Linked DNA regions of Homo sapiens: region 2 is linked to region 1. Evidence: chromatin loops called from intact Hi-C (ENCODE). Cell type or tissue: endothelial cell of umbilical vein. All regions are shown on one strand. Region 1 overlaps DCAF5 (DDB1 and CUL4 associated factor 5). Region 2 overlaps ACTN1 (actinin alpha 1).

Region 1 (8,000 bases):
GGGACTACAGGCACACGCCACCACGCCCAGCTAATTTTTTGTATTTTTCAGTAAAGATGGGGTTTCACCATGTTGGCCAGGCTGGTCTCAAACTCCTGACCTCAGGTGATCCGCTGGCCTTGGCCTCCCAAAGTGCTGGGATTACAGGTGTGAGTCACCACAACTGGCCTAAACATACTGATTTTTAATATATCTATCTGTACAGAGATTTCCTTTAAATAAACAAGATAAATGGGCATATATTTATAAGGCACCACACAGCAAACACCCTCTTAAAAATACCTGCAAATCAAAAGGCATGTTAGCTAAAACTCAGCAACGACAACAAAAAATGACCTAATTCAAAAAATTCAAAAAAGGGGCAAATTAGACAGTTCTCCAAAGAAATATACAAATGGCTAGTAAGTATAGGAAAAGATGCTCAACATCACTAATAATTAGAAAAATGCAAATCAAAACCACAATGAAATACTATTTCACACCCATTAGGATGACTATTACCAAAAAAAAAAAAAATTGACAAGTATTGGCAAGGATGTGGAGAAAGTGAGAACCCTTGTGCATTGCTGGTGGGAATGACTAACGAACGGTGCAACTGCTGTGGAAAACAATATGGCAATTCTTCAACAAGTTAAACATAGAACTACCACATGATGCAGCAATTACAATCCTAGGTATATATCCAAGAATTGAAAGCACGGACTCTAAGAGATATCTGTATACCCATTTTCATAGCAGCATTATTCACAATAGCCAAAAGGTGGAAACAACCCAAGGGTCTACTGATAGATGAATGGATAAACAAAATGTGGTAATACATACAATGGAATATTATTCAGCCTTTAAAAGGAATGAAATTCTGACACATGCTACAACATGGATAAACCGTGACGTTATACTAAATGAAATAAGGCAGAAACAAAAAGACAGATATTGTATGACTCCATTTATATGAGGCACTTAGAGTAATAAAATTCACAGAAACAGCAAGTGGTTGCCAGGAGCTAAGAGGAGGGAGAATGAAGAGTTAGCGTTTGTTGGGGAGTTTCAGTCTGGGATGATGAAGAAGTTCTGAAGGTAGATAGTGGTGATGGCTGCACAGCAATGTGATTGTACTTAATGCCACTGAACTGTGTATTTTTAAATGGTTAAAATGGTAAATCTCATGTTATGTATATTTTACCACAATTAAAAAAAAATTTTAATGCAGAACGTAAAAACTAGGAGCTTCCCAGAGATCTTTCACGTAAGGCCAAGTATCCTGAACTTCCTTACTGCCAGCTGATATCTTTGAGCAGGAAGCCATCACCAACATAGCCATGAATTAGTGCCTGGGCATAAGCAGTGGTCTCTTATGTGGCAGCTCCAAACTGCTTGATCTCAAAAAGGACACTGTGCCAGATCTACTCTAATGTGAACTCATAAAAGTATTGTCTAACATTGTCTAATAGCAACGAGAGAGTAATTTTGAGAGTTCATTTATTTCCAGTGATTAACGTGTTTTACTTTAAGGTGAGGTCAGCATTACTTCGTCCTGTCTTTTGCCCCCATCTGCTCATTTCCCTGAAAAAGAAAGGCCTACTGTTTTCCTTTTGTGTGTGTGTATGTGACAGCGTCTTGCTGTGTTGCCCATGCTAGAGTGCAGTGGCACGATTATGGCTCACTGCAGTCTCGACCTCCTGGGCTCCAGTGATCCTCCTGCTTCAGCCTCCCCAGGAGATGGAACACAGGCATGCACCACGACATGTAGCTTATTTATTTATTTATTTATTTATTTATTTATTTATTTGACAGGGTCTTGCTCTGTCACCCAGGCTGGAGTGCAGTGGCACAATCATTGCTCACTGCAGCCTCGACCTCCTGGGCTCAAATGATTGCCCTGCCTTAGCCTCCCAAGTAGCTGGGACTACAGGCAGGCACCACCACACCCAGCTAATTTTTTATAGTGACAGGGGTCTCACTTCCATTGCCCAGGCTGGTCTCAAACTTCTGGGCTCAAGGGATCCTCCTGCCTCAGCCTCCCAATGTGTTGGGATTATAGGAATAGGCTACACGCCTAGCCAGGTCTAGAGTTTTCTAAAGAAAATGTCATACTTGAAAATGACATCGAACATCCCCAAAAAGTGTAAGTCCAACATACACACAACCTCCTGCCTAACATAAATTACTAAATACTGTGCAATCATTTAAAATCAATTTCCTAGCCTTCAAAACACTTGTAGGAACATGAGAAAAAAGGCAAAGACAGGTGGGTTTAAAGATGAAGAAAATGCTATCTATAGGGATTAGGTAATCAGGGCACAGTGGAAAAAGCAGTGGGCTCAGTTTCTTTATCTGCAAAATGAGAGAACTGGACTGGTGGCTCTGTAAGGCTCATTTAATTCTAAGATTCTATGATTACACTGTGAAGGAATGTTGGAGGCTGGATTAGACCTGAAAAGTCCCTAAGCTGCCAGCCCAAGTGATTTGATAAGTCACTCCACAAACATGCTCAAGACAAGGAAACTCATAAGGCCAGTCTTGTTAAACTTTAATTTAAAAGTTTCCTAAACTACAACAACAACAAAGAAAAAACAACATGATTTTAAAAATGGGCCAAGGACTTGAACAGACATTTCTCCAAAGAAGTAGAACATGGCCATATACAAATGGCCACTAAGCACACAAAAAGATGTTCAACATCACTGATCATTAGGGAAATGCAAATCAAAACAATGAGATACCACCTCATACCCATCAGAATGGTTACTATGAAAAACAAAACAAAGACCCAGAAAATAGTTCCCCCAAAAATTAAAGATAGAATTATCATATGATCCAGCAATTCCAATTCTGGGTATATATCCAAAAGCACTGAAAACAAGATCAGAGATACTTGCAACCTATGTTCATAACAGCACTGTTTATAATGGCCAAGAGGTGGAATCAATCCCCTATGTGTCCATCAACATCATTCAGCCTTAACAAGGAAGGAAATTCTGACACATGCTACAACATGGATCAACTCTGAGGACATCACATCATGCTAACTGAAATAAGCCAGTCACAAAAAGACAAATACTATATGATCCTACTAGAGTAGTCATGAAAATTCAGACACGAAGTAGAATGGTGGTTGCCAGGGCCTAGTGGCAGGGGAAATGGGGAGTTGATGTTTAGTGGGCAGAGAGTTTCAGTTTGAGATGAAGAAGAAGTTCTAGAGATGGATAGTGGTGATGGTTACACAACAATGTAAATGTACATATATATTTAATGTACACTTTTTTTTTTGAGACAGAGTTTCTGCCGCCCAGGCTGGAGTGCAGTGGTGCAATCTCGGCTCACTGCAACCTCCACCTCCAGGATTCAAGCAATTTTCATGCCTCAGCCTCCCCAGCAGCTGGGACTACAGGCGGGCACCACCATTTCCTGTTACGTTACACGTTTAAAAGAGGCTATCAACTTCATGTGGAATTCCTGCTACCCTGCCCCCCATACCACTGCAAACTAAACAAACAAAAAGTAATATTTAAGAAGAGTGAGCCCAGTGGTCTTATCAGGGGTTTTACTATTTCATCGTGAAGCATCAGTGCTTTCCTATTTGTTCGGCTATTCATCAGGGCAAAGCCATGAGAAGGGAAAACAGGATTCTCAGACAGAATGCTGACTCAGAAGACTGCCTTAGAAGGAAGAAAACTCTCCCAGAGTTAAGGCCTGTTGGGTTTAATATGACAGCTCCTAAAATATGCAGAAAATGCATAGAATGTACAGGCTTCCTCTTAGGGATAAAGGCAACTCCTGATCTCTCTTCCTCTTGGAACTCTTCTTCCACCCACCATAAGAGAACAGCTAGGGATGATTTTTAGGGAGGGCGTCTTGCCTCGCTGCCATCTAGTAAGGGCATTTAAGTGTTCACACACTCTGGAATCACAAAACTGTCCTGCAGAATTCATTATGGCATTTCACGGTTGTCTGCTGGATGCCTTCTAGCATTAAAAGTTGGCTGCCTGGGATACTGCTGACTATAAGGACAGAAATAAAAGTGAGGTCATTCCTTTATTCATTAAACAAATATTTATTGAATGTCTAATATGTGTTAGGCATTGTTCCAGGGAAGGGAAGGCAGAGTTGATCAAAAGAGACCCTGTTCCTGTCCCATGAAGCTTACATTCCATTAATGGGAAGAGGAAAATATTACAGACATATATAATGTGGGTAGAGCAAAAAAAAGTTAAACAAAAAATAACATATATATATATAATGTGTCCAGTGGTGACAAATATTACAGAGGAAAATTAAACAGCAGGTTAGCGCATATAGGGAGTGCTGGGGGTTGGGGTGTTAGTTTCCGTTTTACAGAGGGTGGTCACAGAAGGCCTCTTTGATAAAATGGTATTTTGAATAGAGCCCTGAAGGAAATGAGGCAGCAAGTTATGTGGATATCTGGGAGAAGAGTATTCCAGGAGAGCAGACAGAGTTCTGGCTATTTTAAAATATAAGGTAGCCATTAAGAGCTCTTTTGTCTTTTTTTTAAGCTTTGTGGAAATAAAGATTATTTCAAGTGAGCTGAGTACAGAGATACATTTACTATCATAAGAGCAGCTAGAAAGATTCCTGTCTTCTAAAGCTATGCTGAAAGGATCATCCCCTCCTGGACTCAGGCTGGTTGGGGCCACTGAGTGGGGCGCTGCTGATGGTTAGTGCTTAAGAGGACCACCAGGACACTGCAGGTCTAGGCGGGCCATCTTACAAATATTTGCTGTGGGATACAAGGAAATATAAGCAAGAAAACAAAGACCAAACAGTGCCAGTGGCACTGTTTCACTACCAAAGGAAACAAACCCAAAGTACTTCATCGTATTAAAACTTAAGAAACACAGTAATTATTTCAATTAACCAGAAAACTGAACTTCACCTCAAGTAGTGAAATTGGAGGCACAGGTTTTTCTCTCTGTCTTTTCTTTTATCTTGATGATCTAATTTCAAATAGTACCTGCTCATTCTCACCCAGGAAATCTGGTGTTTGGGGTCTGAAGCTGACCTGGAGCAAAATGCTTCTGGCCTAGATAACAGAAAGGCTCAACAGCAGATACTCCTATATAAATAGGCAAGCTATAGAAACATAGTAGAAAAATTGGTTACCCAAAATTCCTATGTTTCATATTTTTTATTTCCTTTTATGATGTATGACTTCACAACCAACGTTCATATTTAATACACTACTGTGAAAAAAACTAAAAATTACTATTCAACTTTAGAAAGGCAAAAACTAAATAAAGTGATATGAAGTTTGTGGCCAAATGGGGACATGAATATGAAAAATTCATTGCCTTCTCTAAGTTATTTTTTTTAACGTCATTCTAAACATGACGAGGGGGAAACCACAGATTAAAAACTCACTTCATGTTCTGCTTTAGTACTAAAAAAAGGCAATAACAAATGTAAGAGGAAAAAATAAATAATAAGATTTAAAAGAATATAAGAAAAAATAAAAAACAAAAAAAATGAAACTCACTTCGCACAGCCTTTTATCTTATACTCTATTGAGAAGAACAGGGCGGGGCTCCAAGAGGAAGAAAGAATACTTCATTCTTTCTAGATAAATACTTCATTATCTAGGCAATAAAGTCCCCATTTCCCAAAACACCCTGAGTTGAGGGGGAGGTAGGAGATCCATAGACTACAATTAGATCAGCGTGGAAGATATATTTAATTTTTGTTTGGTTTTGTGGGTAAGGTGGGAAATATCAATGCTAAAATGAACATGAGTTGTGTGGACACACATTATCCATAATCTTTCCCAGCTGGCTACAAAGGTTAAAAGTTGGCCACATTCTGATTCACCTCACTTTTCATTCATTCTGTGGTCCAAGAGGGCAAGCTATTTACTGATCTGAATGTTTACTGATCTAGACATTTTAAGTAGGGTTAACCTGAGGCCAGTGCATGGTGGTGTTTCATCCAATCCACTGTCAGTGTGGAGATACTAACTTGCTCGAGCATAGGAAGAGATCAACAACTCTCTCTCAATAGATTTCAGGAAGGAACCACCATCATGACCACCACCAAGAACAACACTGAAAAAGATTACTGACTGGTATTTGTCACTGTCTCACTGACCCAAATGTCCTCTGTCAATCCATTGACCTTTATAGAAAATGTGTGTGTGTGTGTATGTGTGTGTTTGTGGTGCGTGCTTACACAGGATTTGATCTTCTCCAACATCTGTTGATGAAGAAGGAAACATATCAATCAGTTACTATTCATTGAGTACTGATCAACTTACCCAGTTCTCTCCAAAGGCTCCTTCCATAGTAATTGATTAATGATTCTCCAGTAAATGGCATGCCTGTCTAATTAGCTGTATTGACTAGGACAGAAAAACCAGATGGCTCGCTAGCCTGGATCAGTAACAGCAGAGAGACTGCTATTTAAATTTAAATCAAACACAGCTCTTATTTTCCCCTGACCTTCTGTCAGAAAGGGAAAAACAATGTGATTGAAAACTTTGTGATATGCTCTCTAGATGACTATTTCCAGAAAAAGGTTTGCTAACTGGCATATAATACACCTTTGATCATACCATTTATAACCAGTGCTTGCCACAAATACCAACCAAAGCAATCAGAGCAAATTTTCTTTGGAAATGGGCAAAGCCGTAGATTTATTTTATTTGTGGTAAGAGAAATTTCACTGCCTCCCAATAAAAGCATACAAATACGCATACCCATAAGATTAACACTATTTTTGCAAGTGAAGTTACATTATTCTTGCTTCTTTGAGCCATTTGCCATTTCAGCTCCATTAGGCTTCTGGATCTTTCAGTTTATTAAAATAACCAACCTTTATGGGTTCTGTGTAGAAAAAATTCTATTAAGGAATATTCCATAAAGGCAGCCAATAACAGTCAAATAATCAGCAGAAAAGGAAAAAAGTGCTGTAAATTACCAACAGCTGGTTATAACAAAGTGGCCAGCGTTACTTAAAGATGAATCTTTATTTGGCAAACCATTTTGGAAACCTGAGCAAGATGAGGGGCCATTAACCATTAGCCCCCCTCCATGGGCTTCAGTTTTTGTATGTGAGGACTGGGGAGTGAGGAGATGATAGCACTCACTTCAGTCCATATATGAGTATTTATACTCTTCATTCAAGCAAAGGTGTTCCAGCATTCTGAGGAAGTAACATTATTTTTTCTCCAAAGCTTGAAGATATCTCAAAAAGAGGCAAAGCTCTTCTACTAAAAGTAAAATTTCTAAGGAGGAGGATGAGACAGGTTATACTCTGTTCCCCTTCATTAACATCTACCAGGGATTTCCTAGTGGGGCCAGACTCTTAGCCAGGAGCCATGCATTAAAGAACTGCCATGTCCTGTCACCAGATTACATCAATTCCACTTGTTCCTAAGAACAATCCAGGTCACCTTGTGTTCCTTTACAACTGAACGATTACAAACCAGACCATACCTAGCAGGCCTCACATACTCCAAAACCTTTTAAGCTTTTAAGTTCTAAAATTGCATCAGTAAACAGACTAAAAGACAACATAATCCAAAGGTAAAATCTTAATCCAGGATTGATAATACCTGAGCCTCTAGGTTTCAAGAGTTCCATAAACACTTTATTATTATATGGAAAACAATGTAGATGTGTACATTTTTCTGAGATGACTGTTTATAGCTTTTAGAGTTTCAAAAAGGTCCAGGATTCAAAAAGAGTTATAAATGGCTGATTTAATAAAGTTATATTCCGGAACTGAGTAGCTGTACTGTCTGGCCCCGTGGTCTAGACACTGCTTGGACAGGATGTCTCACCTGCTGATGAAACTCCTACGCAAGAAGATCAAGAAGTGGAACCTCAAACTGCGGCAGTGGAACCTAAAGTTGCAGGGGGCCTCAAATCTGACCCTGTCCGAAACTCAAAATACAGATGTGTCTGAAGAAACAACGGGAGGTGGAAAGGTTAAAAAATCAAAACATTCTATGAATGTGGGCTTATCAGATGCTCAAAATGGAGATGTGT
Region 2 (8,000 bases), 140 kb before region 1:
GTTATCAGCTTTCCTGCATGGATTCCTGGCCCCGTCTCTCACCCCCACCCTCACTTGCAGTCCATTTGATACCATTTGGCTCCTTTTTTGGCAGAACAGTCACTGTCCTTGTAAAGTTTTTTAGATCAATAAAGTTAGTGGTTTTCAAAAAAAAAAGAAAAAAGAAAAGTCTGTCTGGGAATATATACATTTAATTGTTATGTCAGACCTCTAGGATAGGATAGAGAGGACTTCCCATTTCTCTGGGATTATTTGGCAAGGGTGGGACAAGGCTCAGGTATTATGGAGGAGGAAAAAGGATGTTTCCAAAATAAAGATAAAAAATGAAAAAATTATCCCATCTATTTAAAAGAATGAGTTTGAGAATAAAATAAGATATAATATAGGGAAAAGGCTCTGAAGAACTTTAAAGTGCCTTATCAGTGTAAAATCTTAAAGAAAGTCATAATTAGGGAGCAGGACATGAGGATACACCAGCAATCACACACATCTCCCCAATAATTAAGACAGCAAACTGCTAACTGGGTAAGATAAAGGGCTGTGCTCTGGCCAAGTGACCCCAGGAAATCACCCAAATGAGCTTCTACACTTCCTGAAAATGGTACACAGCTTCCTATACAAGCCAGCTTCTCGTCTGATGGTCGTTCTTCTCCCTGAGTAGAGCACCCAGGACTCTGGTCTAGGCTCATCGAGTCAAAAACAAACTCACCAGCCTCCCCAGGCAAGCACCCTGCCAGCCCAAGCCAGCCCCCTGCTGTGTGGGCGGGGTGTGTGAACCAGCAGGGTCCTTGGAGAAGGCCAGGCCAGCACCTGTGCTCAGCGTTGAGTCCTCTGCAGCATCCACTGATGTTGAAGACGTTACTGAGGTGCAGCCAGGGGGCGTGCTGGAATCCCTCTGACCCCCATACAAGTATGGCCAGTCTGGCCAGGGCGTGGGCCCTGGGTGGTTTGTCTAAGCAAAGACCTGCCCAGAAGTGATCTCAGATGCCCAGTGTTCTGGCATGGTAAATAGGAGTATCTGGCTAACTTATCAGGGGCTGACTGCCAGCCCTTCAAAGCCAGCCGTCAGCTGGTTCATGCGCTGATGAAAAGCAGAGTCTTCGGGAACATCTCCACCCAGATCTGCCCACTTCCCACCCACCTGGGAGTGGCTGCTGAAAAAGCTGACAACCACCAGGCCTCTGCTGAGACCTGGCACTGCTCTAACAGCCTGTCCCCAGGACATGTGAGTGCTGGGGTCCTGGAGATTCAGAGTAGGGGGGACTGGGGGTGCACCTTGGACTTTGGAACAAGACAGACCTAGGCTCCAGTGCCAGCCCACACCTCACATTACATCTGTCTGCTTGGACAGGAGATTTAATCCTAGCCTCAGGATCCCTATCTGTAAAATGGGGATAACAAGGCCTACAATGGCACAGAATGAAAGACGACCAAATTAGACCCTATGTCCTGAAAGACTTAGCCTGGTGCTGTGTCCACAACAGACACTTAAACAATGTTAACCCAGCAGGTCCTCACCACTCACTGGCTGTGTGGCTTTAGTTAAACTGTCTAGGTGTCAATTGCCTCACCTTACAATGGGGATAAAGAACATCACCACTTTGTGAAGATTATGACAATGGAAGCAAAACAGCCAGCAAGATACCCTGGACACATCAGGAGCCCAGTCAATGTCAGCGGTCAGCATGCTCTCACTTCCCATCCACTGTCTATTTAATCAAAGTTAATCATTCACAGAGCAAGAAAGAAGTCCTGTTGTTTTTTTTCCCCACTGATGAGAGAACTCTGAGACGGGCCTCTGGCCAAGAGGAGGAGATGGGGAGGGGGGAGTGGAGCCTGCATTTCCTGGTTTACACCCATCTACAGCCCATTTCAAAAGACATAGCACCAGACACCCAGAGGGTCACCAGGGCCAAGAAGCAGGGGGCCTGCAGCTTTTTCTGGGAGGCCTAACAAAGGCACCGTGCTTGAGAGGGCTCCTGGGCCACCATGAGACTCTGATCTGGCCTCCCTGCCATCCAAGGCCCCCCAGAAGGCAGACTGCCCAGCTCCTTCTTGCCTGGTACAGGTGGAACCTATGGGCTCCCAGGAGAAATCAGAGCCACTTTAAAACAGGTGGACACACGATCCTAGTGAAGAAACAGGTCTGTCCTCTTAGCTCCTCGCCAATGAGAGTCAACTGCCTCAGCCAATCTGTCACCATCCACAGCCTCACCCCTCCCAGGGACCCAAGAGCCCACCCCAACTGCCAGCCACCAGCTAGCTCTGTCCAGTACTTGCGACTGGGCCTCCCGGAGCCTTGGTTCTCACATCAGTAAAGACTTCTGTGGGCCAGAATGATGATGGTGAAAATAGTAATAATAAAATAAAGATAAAATGAGCCTGCAGCCCATAAAGTAGTCACGAGGGAGGGCTATGTGAGCTAGTGCAAAGGGCTCAGTCTGCTACCAGACGCAGACCAAGCACTCACTAGATGTTAAAACACAAAAGCACCTAGGAAGACCGAAAGCGGCTTGATTAGTGGTTTCTTAGGGCTGGGAACGGAGGAGTTGGGGGAGGTGATAGCTAAGGGGTACAGAATATCTTTCTAAGGTGATAAAAATGTTCAAAACTGATGGCAAAAATAGCTGCCCATTTATGTGACTATCCTAAAAACCATGAAGTTGTATAAATGGGTTAATTGTATGGGTATGTGAATGACATCTCAATAAAGCTGTTATTTCTCTTTTAAACTAAAATGTTCCAGGACCCCGCTAAGCCTTTTATATCAAGACGTGGTTTTGTTTTTAACCCATTTGGCCCATTGGAAAGAAACCAGGCTCAAAGACAGGCCCTGGACCAGAGCCCTCTCGGGGGACTGATGTAATTGAGCTAGTTCAGCTACTGAACAGTGGCTGGTAAGCCTGCTGAGATGAGGATTACTAAATGGGCGGAGCTGGTCTTCGAAGCAGAGTGGCACCCGCTCCGGGAGGCCAGTGTGAGAACAGCCTCCTCCCCGGTCCTCCGGGGTTACAGTTTGGTCCTGCTGTAACCCCTCCCCCATGTCTGGAGTCTGATTCTGGCCCTTGCAGGTCTGAGAGCACACAGGCCTCAGCAGGCTGTAGCTCCCAGCAGTGGCCAGCACATTCCTTCCCCAAAGAAGGAAAAGCCACCAAAAGTGAGGTCATTTGGTTTTTTTGGCACAGATGCTGAGAGCTCTGGGTCACTCAATTCCATAGAGAACTCCCCCAGCTGACAGGGATTTGGCCCAGCCTGCTACTCATACAATATGGGAACCCGGGGTCTGGCAGACTCTGGCCCCTAACTTGACCCCTCCATGTAGTTGAGGTATGACCCTCAGTCTTCCAGCTTGAAACCTCCATGGTCTTATCTGTGGAATGGGATGATGAAATCCACCCCTCCTGGGGTTGGGCTAAGAATTAAATAGCACAAAACTAGACTTACGGTAGGGGCTCAAAAATTAAATAAGGCTGGCTCTGGTATCTCACACCAGCAATCCCAGCACTTTGGGAGGCTGAGGCAGGAGGATTGCCTGAGGCCAGGAGATCAAGGCCAGCCTGGGCAACATAGCAAGACCCTGTCTCTACTTAAAAAAAAAAAAAAAAAATTAGCTTCTATCCTCTCCCCAGGGTCATTTCTCCTGAATGTGCCTTGTTGACCAGAAACAAGGACCTGCCTAGATTCCAAACCCCTGTGTGGAAGCTCCTCTCCAAAGGTCAAACCACTTATCATTACAAATTTGCAAGAAAGAAAGAGATCCTGCTTGGACAAGGAAGTTTTCCAAGTCTCCTTTCTGTGCCCCTAAAATAATCTCCCAGCAGGAGCTTCTGTCCTGGTCTGTCCCACAGTCCACCCCTGGGTCACCCGGACCCCTCAAAGCACCTCCTTGGGCATAGTGACTGGGAACTCTGACCCCCATGGTGGTTCCGGTCACCAGGCTGTCAGCTGGAGCATCAGTTCTGTCAACTGCTTTTGGGGACTTGGGAGGGGTTCCTGTGGAGGCCCCAGAGGACGAATTACTGCACCTCTTTAAAAGGGGCATGAAGCCCCTGAAGAGCAGCCAGGGTTCAAAGTCTGGGCTCACAGTGACTGGCCCAATGACAAAAGGGGAGAAGCCAGGCAGAAAAAATAGAAAAAAGAACAGCAGGATAATTCAGTGCGGTGGTTCTCAAACTTGAATATGTAAACTTGAACATTTACCAGAATCACCTGGAGGGCTTGTTAAAATACAGATTGCTGGGCCCCACCGCCAGTTTCTGATTCCAAAGTTCTAGGCCGGCAGAGAAACTGCATTTCTAACAAGTATCCAGGTGATGCTGATGCTGCCGGTCCAGAGACCACACTCTGAGGACCAAGGCTTAGTGGCTAAGAACGGATTTGGGCACAGAAGAGCTGGGTTCAATATGGGTCTGCCACTTACTAACCTTGGAACCTAAGCAAGTTCTTGACCTTTCTGAGCCTCAGTTTCCTCATCTGTAAAACAGGGATAATACCTTTCTCAACTGGTTTGGTAAGGAGTTTCAATGAGATAATCTATGCAAAAAGCCCAGCACACCCTAAGTAGTTAATAGTGTCTAGAGTTCATTACTAAAGTACAAGAAAGACAAGAGAAAGGGTGCTCATGGAAAGGCATGAGACAAAAAGAACGACTCCAGGACCCATGGAATTGCCCTTGTCTACTAAACGGTCCCAGGTAGCATCAAGGGATCATGGGGGACACCTTGGCACCCAGTGTGTTCCTTCATCTGGGCTAGCAGGATCCAGCAGGCACTGCACCCCAACCTCTCTGACTCAGTCAAAACTTGATCAATAGGACCTCAGCACTGATCCAGCCCAAACTCCAAGCCAATGCCACAGCGCCACCCACCTCCTCCCTGAGGGACAACCACCCGGCAGCAGCCACATGACTTTGCAAAGGAATTCTCAAAGCTCCAGGAAACCCAAGCCCGCAGGATGCCAGAGATACCAGGGGATGAGGCAACAAGTTCAGCAACTGTGGAAGCATCACAAGCCACCACAAGTCACAGCAGTGATTTGCACCCCCGGGGTGGGACTGGAGCAGACACTCCCAGGGAGCAGAACTTCCTGCAGGAACCTACGCAACAGGCAAAAAACTCTGTCTCTACAAAAAATTTAAAAATGTTAGCCAGGCATGATGGTGCACCCCTATAGTTCCAGCTACCCAGGAGGCTGAGGTGGGAGGATCACCCCAGCCCAGGGAGGTCGAGGCTGCAGTGAGCCATAATCATACCACTGCATTCCAACCTGGGAGACAGTGAGACCCCAGCTCAAAAAAAAAAGAACTTCCTGCAGGGACTGAGGCATTAACGGGCTGTATCTATAAACTGCCACTCCTTACAGAGGAGAGGTTTTCTGCAGAGCATCACCATGATTCTCAACACCACCCAGGAGGAAGTTTCTGGTTCCAAGAGAGCTGACTGGAGGAGGGGAGCAGTCTTGGCACTTGGAGGAGAGTTCCTCTTCAGCTGCAGCTCAAAACTAAAATGCATCTCTTTACACCTAATAGACAGGCAAACAATTAGAAAGTTGATTACGCCGAATGTTGGTGGGGTTGAGGGATCCGGAAGCCCTCGTGCCCGGCTGGTGGAGAGTAGACTGTACAGCCATTTTAGGGGGTAACTCAGCAGCGTATCAGGAAATTCCCTGCAACCCAGCAATTCCCTGCTCAATGCAATCCTCACACAGCTGCACTGGGATGTATGGGAGAATGTTCATCGTTGCCTCATTTGTGTCAGCAGGAGAGCAGCTGGGGACAATCTGCATATCCATCACAGGAGATTGTAGGATAAAATGTGACGGACACACAGAGGCCTTGCATGGCCCCGAGATGACACTGGGCCATGACGGAGGAGCCTAACGACCTCAATTCTCTTCACCTGAGGTTCCGCAACACAAAGTTTCTTCTCCCAAAACACAAACACACAGATCAGCACATTAAAAAGCAGCACAGAAACCCTCACCCAGGCCCAGGACAATGTGACCCAGTGCCATCACTGCCTTCCTGGCCTGTCCACTAGGCCGGCGGTGGTCTGGGGTGTCAACAGCTCAGCAGGCTGAGCAGCTCGCCAACACCTTGGTATGGCCAGCCCGGTTTGAGGGACAGGGCGGCAAGGTATCAGCAAGCAGGGAGCAGCAAGCTGAGGAACAGGAATGTGTCTGTGGGAACTTCCATTTCCAGAAGCGTGGGAAGAAGGGCAGCTGCAAGCAGATCTGTCCACCTCTGCTGAGAAGCCCAGGGACCTCTGGGTAGTGCAGGGCAGGACGGGACAAGGGGCTTCCGCCTGTGGTCAGTGTATTCACAGTCCTCTTCAAAGATCAGAGAGATCCACGCCTGCTGTTGCCCACCAGCACCGGGGCTCCTAGGCTTCACTTCAGACACTGCAGCAAGGGCAGCCCTGGGGTGCTTTCGGCTCCCCAGCCCCCTCCCCCCAACCTTGAAAGGAAAGATCAGCGTTCCATCCTCAGTTTCAAGATGGGGACACTGATGGCAACGTGGACTTCAGGGAGCCCCAAGGGGAGGTGAGGGAAGGAGAGGGAATCATATCCTAGGGTTGCTCAAAGATGTTGGCTACCATTATAACCCTCAGTGAGTGCTCACTCACTGTTATCATCACCCACGAGGCATGCGCCATCTCAGCAAGTCCACTCAACAATTCTAGGTTAAAGGAACAAAGGAACAGGACACCAAGGGCCAGTTCCCCACAGTCACACAGCTGGCAAGAGGCAGAACTGAGGTGTGAACTAGGTCGGTCAAAGCCTGAGCCTGCTCCACTCTGCTGGGAGGCTAAACTCTTCCAGGCCAGCCTTCAGACTCCGTTCAGGCTGGGGAATGATGGGGACTCATCCAGCTCTGCCCACCAGCCTGCACCAGTCCCTGCTCAGTCTCAAGCCACACGGGCACCCACTCAGCTGTGCCCAGGCAGTCCCTGAGCCCAGTGGACTGGGGAGGAGAGCCACAGGGCAGCCCAGGACACTTCAACGCTTAAAGCCAGCCACGAGAGGAGGCTGTGGACCTGCTGGCCCCCTGGGGATGCAGAATGGGCCAGCAGGTTTTTCTTCCAGGTCTCAGTTTTAGGGAGATGGAAAGAGGGTTTGAATTCTGTCTTGGGTTTCTGAACACAAAGGCCATTGAGAAAGACCGATGAATAATTAAAGGGGCCACCAAGCCGATGATGTGTGCCAGAGTGTGGGCAACTGGCTTGCTAGGGCTTGGACTGGCCCGATGTTGGCAGCCTCCCTCACGCAGGCCACTGCAGATTCTACAGACTCGCCCAGGCTCCAGGCCTCCCCTGCCAGACAGCTGCAGCCAGATTCATTCATTCCTTCCTTCCATAAATTCTTACTGAGCACTCATTCTGTATCAGGGACTAGGGTTACATCGTGGGCAAATACAGGCACTGTCCTAAGTCATGGAGCCTGCAGTCTAATGGAGAAGACAAACAATAAGCAAAGATTTTATCAATGCGTGTATTTTTGTACACTAAGATCCAGTGCCTATAGGAAAGGTCCTGGAAGGCATAAGGCTAAAACAGGACCCTGAACTGATCCTGGGGGGCTGTAGGGGGGCAGTGTGTCTGATCACTGCCCCAAGGGAGTCAGTGAATCTATAAGGCTGGGGAGTATTAGATGAAAAGTTCGTAAATGTGAAGGGGGCCCACATAACCTGTCATCCAAACCAAGGCACCAGGGGGTCTACTAATAATTACACCAGCATAACAGGTATAGGCAGAGCTGTAGGTCACCCTACACGTGTGTGGGGCGGGTAGCTGTAGGTCACCCTATGCGTGTGTGGGTCAGGTAGCTGTAGGTCACCCTATGCGTGTGTGGAGCAGGTAGCTGTAGGTCACCCTACGCGTGTGTGGGGCTGGGCAACATGGTGAAACCCTGTCTCTACTAAAAATACAAAATTAGCTGGGTGTGGTGGCACGTGCCCATAATCCCAGCTACTCAAAAGGCTAAGGTAGGAGAATCGCTTGAAC

What was found. A loop is a pair of places that touch in the nucleus more often than their neighbours do. Peaks named below come from ENCODE experiments on the same cell type or tissue, not always from the same donor. Only the 100,000 strongest peaks of a DNase experiment are listed, where the experiment ranks them.
Region 2: it touches region 1 in a loop (5-fold over the local background); 5 of 110 quality-filtered maps call a loop at or near these places.

What each region holds. Positions count from the first base shown.
Region 1 is chr14:69,075,615-69,083,614 of GRCh38, forward strand. All of the region lies in intron 6 of DCAF5 (DDB1 and CUL4 associated factor 5), which reads right to left. It also overlaps the pseudogene DDX18P1. Among named protein-coding and RNA genes, the nearest start is that of DCAF5, 74 kb to the right of the region's middle. In endothelial cell of umbilical vein, no CTCF peak of the experiment used is centred here; DNase peaks (open chromatin) are centred at 2,407, 3,617 and 4,047; H3K27ac peaks cover 5,185 bases.
Region 2 is chr14:68,937,089-68,945,088 of GRCh38, forward strand. The region is part of intron 1 of ACTN1 (actinin alpha 1); the gene reads right to left. It also overlaps the pseudogene BANF1P1. Among named protein-coding and RNA genes, the nearest start is that of ACTN1, 38 kb to the right of the region's middle. RefSeq lists enhancers at 1,254-2,087, 1,584-1,878, 1,657-1,801, 2,088-2,921, 4,441-5,231 and 1 more, a silencer at 1,584-1,878 and a cis regulatory region at 1,722-1,735. In endothelial cell of umbilical vein, CTCF peaks have their summits at 878 and 4,877; DNase peaks (open chromatin) are centred at 913, 1,803, 3,033 and 4,843; H3K27ac peaks cover 4,184 bases.